Linked DNA regions of Homo sapiens: region 2 is linked to region 1. Evidence: chromatin loops called from intact Hi-C (ENCODE). Cell type or tissue: Caco-2. All regions are shown on one strand. Each heading gives the region's core, and the rest is flanking DNA. Links, peaks and the distances in the headings are about the cores only. Region 1 has its middle 31 kb from the start of TRIP13. Region 2 has its middle 16 kb from the start of LINC02982.

The links. Peaks named below come from ENCODE experiments on the same cell type or tissue, not always from the same donor. Only the 100,000 strongest peaks of a DNase experiment are listed, where the experiment ranks them.
Region 2: a loop joins it to region 1, with 8 times the contacts of the local background. A loop is called at or near these places in 7 of 110 quality-filtered maps.

Annotation. Positions count from the first base shown.
Region 1 is chr5:922,495-925,399 of GRCh38, forward strand. No RefSeq gene overlaps it. Among named protein-coding and RNA genes, the nearest start is that of TRIP13, 31 kb to the left of the region's middle. In Caco-2, for the core only: a CTCF peak has its summit at 1,095 (motif pointing right); a DNase peak (open chromatin) is centred at 1,137.
Region 2 is chr5:979,788-982,692 of GRCh38, forward strand. No RefSeq gene overlaps it. Among named protein-coding and RNA genes, the nearest start is that of LINC02982, 16 kb to the right of the region's middle. In Caco-2, for the core only: no CTCF peak of the experiment used is centred there; a DNase peak (open chromatin) is centred at 1,367.

The sequences.
Region 1 (2,905 bases), core at 102-2,601:
CCAGGACCAGGGCGAGGGTTTCTGTGTGATACTCCAGAGGCTCTAGGACATCTCCCCTGGTCCAGGTCAGCTACTGGGCTTGTTCCTGTGCCATCCTCACTGCAGAGGGTCAGAAGACTGGACAGGTCTGGGGCATAGGGATTTGGCAGGCGGTGCAGAGGCGGGGGGGCAGTGCTGGTTCCAACAGACCTGAGGCCCCGAGGGTGATGCTTCTGCTGGGCAGCCGGGTTACTTTTGCCACGGAGAGAAGTGTGCAGGTGGCCCTCATAGTTGGTAAATACCTGTGACCACAGAGAGAGATACCTGGTAAACAATGCTGACAGTCACGGAAGGCTGTGGGCGACTGCTGGGCACCCGTTCCTCAGCGTGGCCTCAGAAGAGCTGCCATCTAGAGCCACGCCTGTGCCCTGTTCCCTCCTGGCCCCTCCGCCTCCCACTGCAGTCAAGGCCCCATCTGCACCATTTGCCATGACATGCACAGGGTGATCCATACCTTTCCCACTGTGCCCTGTGGTCACTGGTCAGGGATGAGGTCACGTCCTCAGACCTCAGGGACACAGCTGCTGAGGTCATGGTCCTTAAGGAAGGCCCTGCCAGAGTGGCCTGGGGATGTCCAGGCAGTTCCAGAAGGAGTCCAGAGCGGCTGCCCTTGAGAAGGAGATGGGTGTGCCCTGAGGAGGGGCAGGAGAAGGGGGTGCTGGGGGGCTCTAAGGCAGGGCCAGCCCCCAGGTCCCCAGGCATGGGCCTGAGGACCGGAACCAACTTGCACCCAGGCCCTCCCAGCCAATGCCCAGCCCCTGGCACTGCTGCCTGTGAGTGAGGACAGTGATGCCAGCCAGAGGACAAATGGGATGCACAGGGCGTCCCTGTGCCCCCCAAGGGAATGAAAAAGGGGTCTGAGGGCTCTCTAGCAGGAGAGGAGGGGCGCCCCACACCGCCCAGGTCCTAGAACCCAGGTGGAAGGAGGAGGCCTGTGGACTGAGGGGAGGAAGGAACAGACAGGGGCCTGCGGACAGACAGGTGGACCCCGACAGGCCCAGATAGGAAGCGCGTTGTGGCATTTCTGCCGCAGGACCCCTTTCCCTTGCCCGCTAGAGGGCGGCGCTGCCCCAGAGACGCACAGCCAGCGGCTTAGCCAAGGCCCCAGCACCAGCGGCCCTGGGCCCTGCCCTGACCCTGTGCTGACTCTGCAGCAGCCTCAGCTCCGAGTCCTAGTGTCTGTCGTGTGAATTATGATTTGTGACCAAAACCTTTGTCTTTCATGTGAGTTATCTGTGACTGAAAGCCTTCTTTCTCTCTCCCCTGAGTTACCATTTATGACTAAAACCGTTCTCTTACTGCCTCTGGGTCATTTTTTACTAAAACCTTTATCACCTGAGCTATCACTTGTGACTGAAAACCTTGTCCATCACCTGAGCTATTTAGTTTTGATTGAAACATCTTTTCTTTGTCATACCTACAAGAATCATAAATTATCCTTTATGACTTGCAGCTTCATCTGTCAATTTAGTTATCATTTATGAGTGAATTCCTTTTATCTTTATCAGCTGAGCTATCATATATGGCTGGAAAACTTTCTTCTCTCTCGCCTGAGTTACCTGTAATGGAAGGCTTCTCTGTATTACTGGACTTATTTACAACTACAGCGTCTGTCTCTCTAGCACTTGAGTTATCATTTATTTATGACTGGCCACCCCGCATCTCTCTCACCTGGTATCATTTATGTCTAAAACCTTTCATTCTCTATCAACTGAATTATTACTGGAAAATGTCTTTCCCCATCATCTAGTTGTCATTCATGATTCAGACCGTTTTCAGTCACCTCAGTTCCTTGTGGCTGGACACTTTTCTTTCTCCATCATCTGAATTGTGATTTATGACTACAGCCTTTCTTTTTATCACCTGAATTATCACATATGACTGGAAAAATGTATGAATGGAAACCTTTTTCTCTACCACCAAATTTCTATCTAAGCCTTTTTGGGTTTTGGGTGGCAGTGGGGGGTTGTTTGATTTTTTTTGTGTGTTTTTTGTTTGTTTTGTTTTTGAGACAGGGTGTTGTTCTGTCACCTAGGCTGGAGTGAGTGGTGCCATCACAGCTTGGCCTTCACCTCCTGGGCTCAATCAATCCTCCAGCCTCAGCCTCCTGCATAGATTGGACCAGGGGCCTGCGCCACCACACTGGCTATCCTTTTATTTTTAGTAGAGACAGGGTCTTGCTATATTGCCCAGGCTGGTCTTGAACTCCTGGCCTCAAGCAATCCTCCTGCCTCAGCCTCCCAAAGTGCTGAGATTATAGACGTGAGTTACTGTGCCCAGCCTTACAAAACCGCTTTTTCTTTATCACCTGAATTACCATTTATGACTGGCACCTTCTTTCTGTTACCTGAGTTATCATTTATGACAGGAAAACTTCCTTCTGTCTCACCTGAGTTGCTTATGATGGAAGGCTTCTCCCTGTATTACATGAATTATTTTTGAGTGAAGCATTCTATCATCTGAGCTATCATTTATGACTGAAACTTTGTATCTCTATCACCTAGATATCCTTTATGAATAAAAGCCTTTCCTTCTCTGTCATTTATGACTGTAATCGTTTTTCTGTATTACCTGAGTTGTCATTATTGCCCAAACCTTCTTTCCCTAGCACCTGAGTTACCACTGTGGCTGGAAACCTTCCTCATAACCCGAATTATCATGTGTGAGTGACACCTTCTTTTCTGTCACCTGGGTTACAATTTATGACCAGCAATCTTTCTCTCACCTGAGTTATCAATTATGACTGGTAGCCCTATTCTTTCTAGCAGCTGAGTTTTATTTATGACTAAAAACCTTTCTTTCTCTAGCATCTGATTTAACCCTTATGACTGGAACATTTCTTTCTCTATCACCTAATTATCATTCA
Region 2 (2,905 bases), core at 289-2,788, 57 kb after region 1:
TCCAGGAGATGCTGGGTGCAGTGCAGGGCCACCGCACAGGGAGGTGGGCAGAGGCGGGCAGAGGTGGGCAAAGGTGGACAGGGCCCCACCCTTTTCTCCCTCCTTTCTTTGCTTTTCTCCTTCTGAGCTTCCTGATCATTTACAGCAGGAACTGTCTTCCTGATGACCTCACTCCCACCCCAGTGCCTGGTATACAGTGGGCGCTCAATAAATGTTGGTGGAGTGAATGGTCACTGGCAAGGGCAGAGGCCATAAAGAGGAGAGATTTCGGGCCTCAGCCAAGAGCTCCTGGCCACCGTGGGGCCTCCTCGCTCACCGCACAGGTCCTCCCACCCAACCTGGGCAAGGGATTGTGGTGTGAGTGTGGACGAGGCCTGGGCATCCTGAGACTTCTCAAGTTCCCATTTCCTCAGCTGGCACAGAGAAGCCAACTCTGTGAGGGCCCCAGGGCTCAGTATTCACCTTCTGAACTTGGGGGAAGAAAAACCAGTCCAGGTTACATCCAAGGAGCACTCGTTGAGACACTTGGTCTGGGAGGACAGTGCTAATCAAAGCCTCACGTCCCTGGCAGTGCAACTCCACAACTGCTCAGCCCCACACAGACACAACATGTGGGCGGGTGATTCGGTTTTTGCGGAATTGACTTTGTGTGTGGATGTCATGGAGACACTTCCTGGCGGGCGCCGAGAGAAAGGGGCATTGTTCTTCCCGCCGGAGAAAGGAGGGCACTGGGGGAGCCTTGGGCAGTCCCCTCTGTGGCCAGAGAAAGAGGCTGGGAGGCGTCCCGGGGGCCTCTGAGGCTGGGCGATTTGGGGTGCCAGAGACCGCTAAAGCAGCGGCCCACTGCCCAATTTATGTGTGCGCTAAATCACGACCATGATTTCTGCGTGTTTTCTAGAATAGTAGCCAGTCACAAAACACAGGACATGGTCTCATAACGTTCCAGATTCTAAACATTTACAATCAATCTCTATGCTTTTTAACAAATATCTCAAAATCAGACTCATCTTTTCAACATATTTTTAGTGTTCTGGTTTCCGTTTCTGTTTAGGCACATTTGTCACGGCAAAGCCTGGAGCTGCACTTATCAGAAACGTCTAAAAATTCAGAAGCTGATTGCTTTTAAAAGTAGCAGAACTAAAACAAAAACCTAAACACTAGGTTGTTACATTTTGGGAGGTGTCTCCATGTGGACTCCTAAATTATTGTCTGAGGTCTGCTTACTCCAAGAGGCATTTCTCTTTTCAGAAAATTAAAAACATTAAGTACTCCATCCGGACACAAAGCGTCTCCATATGACAGAGTTTTGTTACTGTGGGGAGAGGACAAAGCACCAGCCACACCCCTCATTCCACAGCCTTTCCCAACCCTCCCCTCGAGATGAAACACTGGCCATCTGCAGCGCTTCACCTCTGAGCTGGAAAGAAGCTTGTTTCTTTTGCTTTGATGAGGTTCTGCTGGTTTTGGCGGGACTTTGAAGTTTATTTATTGTCATTAAATTGCATTAATTATTTTTGAAGTTTATACTTTTGTTCACAACTCTTAAGACTTTGTGAAGTGCATAAAATAAGCGTAAATTCAAAAAATTCCAAGAAATGGATCCAACAGTTACTTTTAATTGGCAGCAGAATATGGCCCCCAATTTATTACAAACTTACATGCAATGGTTTAGAACTAATTTTAACTTCCCCTTGAAGTTGGAATTCAAAACCTCACTGGTGGCTTGACATGGTATTAATCAAGGAGAATGTTTGTTTCATAATTTGAAACAAGAACCTGGATCTTTTATGAGGTCCAACATTATTTCCATATGAGGGGGCAGAGTGGGAAGAAGGCAGCTGGAACAGACGCCAGGGCCCAGCCAGGATCTGGGGCCCTCTTGATCTCCCTCATTATCGGAGCTCCTTCTCCCAGGGCCAGCCAGGGGCGCCACACAGCGCAGCCTTTTGCCTGGGGTCAGAGAAAGCTTATGGGCCAGGGCAACAACAAAACCACTTACCACCGCCAGATCGCATTCCCCCCAGCAGAGACCCCAGCCTGCTTCAGCCCCACCCCGAGCAGAGACCCCAAGACCCCGGCCTGCCTCAGTCCACCTGTCCAGAGACCCCTGCCTGCCTCAGCCCCACCCCGAGCAGAGACCCCAAGACCCCGGCCTGCCTCAGTCCACCTGTCCAGAGACCCCTGCCTGCCTCAGCCCCACCCCGAGCAGAGACCCCAAGACCTCGGCCTGCCTCAGTCCACCTGTCCAGAGACTCCTGCCTGCCTCAGCCCCACCCCGAGCAGAGACCCCAAGACCCCGGCCTGCCTCAGTCCACCTGTCCAGAGACCCCTGCCTGCCTCAGCCCCACCTCGAGCAGAGACCCCAAGACCTCGGCCTGCCTCAGTCCACCTGTCCAGAGACTCCTGCCTGCCTCAGCCCCACCCCGAGCAGAGACCCCAAGACCTCGGCCTGCCTCAGTCCACCTGTCCAGAGACCCCAGCCTGCCTCAGCCCCACCCCAAGCACAGATCCCAAGACCTCGGCCTGCCTCAGTCCACCTGTCCAGAGACCCCAGCCTGCCTCAGCCCCACCCCAAGCACAGATCCCAAGATCCCTGCCTGCATCAGCCCTACCAGTCCAGAGCCCCCGGCCTGCTTCAGCCCACCCGTCCCCTTCACTGCATTGGTCTCCATTCCTTTCTCCACAGCTTCCCAGCACTCCTGTGCCAGGGCCTTTCCCCAGCTCCAGGCCCAGCTGCAAGTGAGGTCCAGGCCTCCCTCGGCCCGTGCCATGGAGAGAGGCAGTAACCTGGCGAGGATGCCCGGGTGTGGAGGAGGGACCTGGGCTGGGGCTGTGTTGTGGGGAGGGGCCGGGGATGCCCCCTAGCGGACTGGGATGGTGTCTCTGATGCAGAGATGTTGGGGGA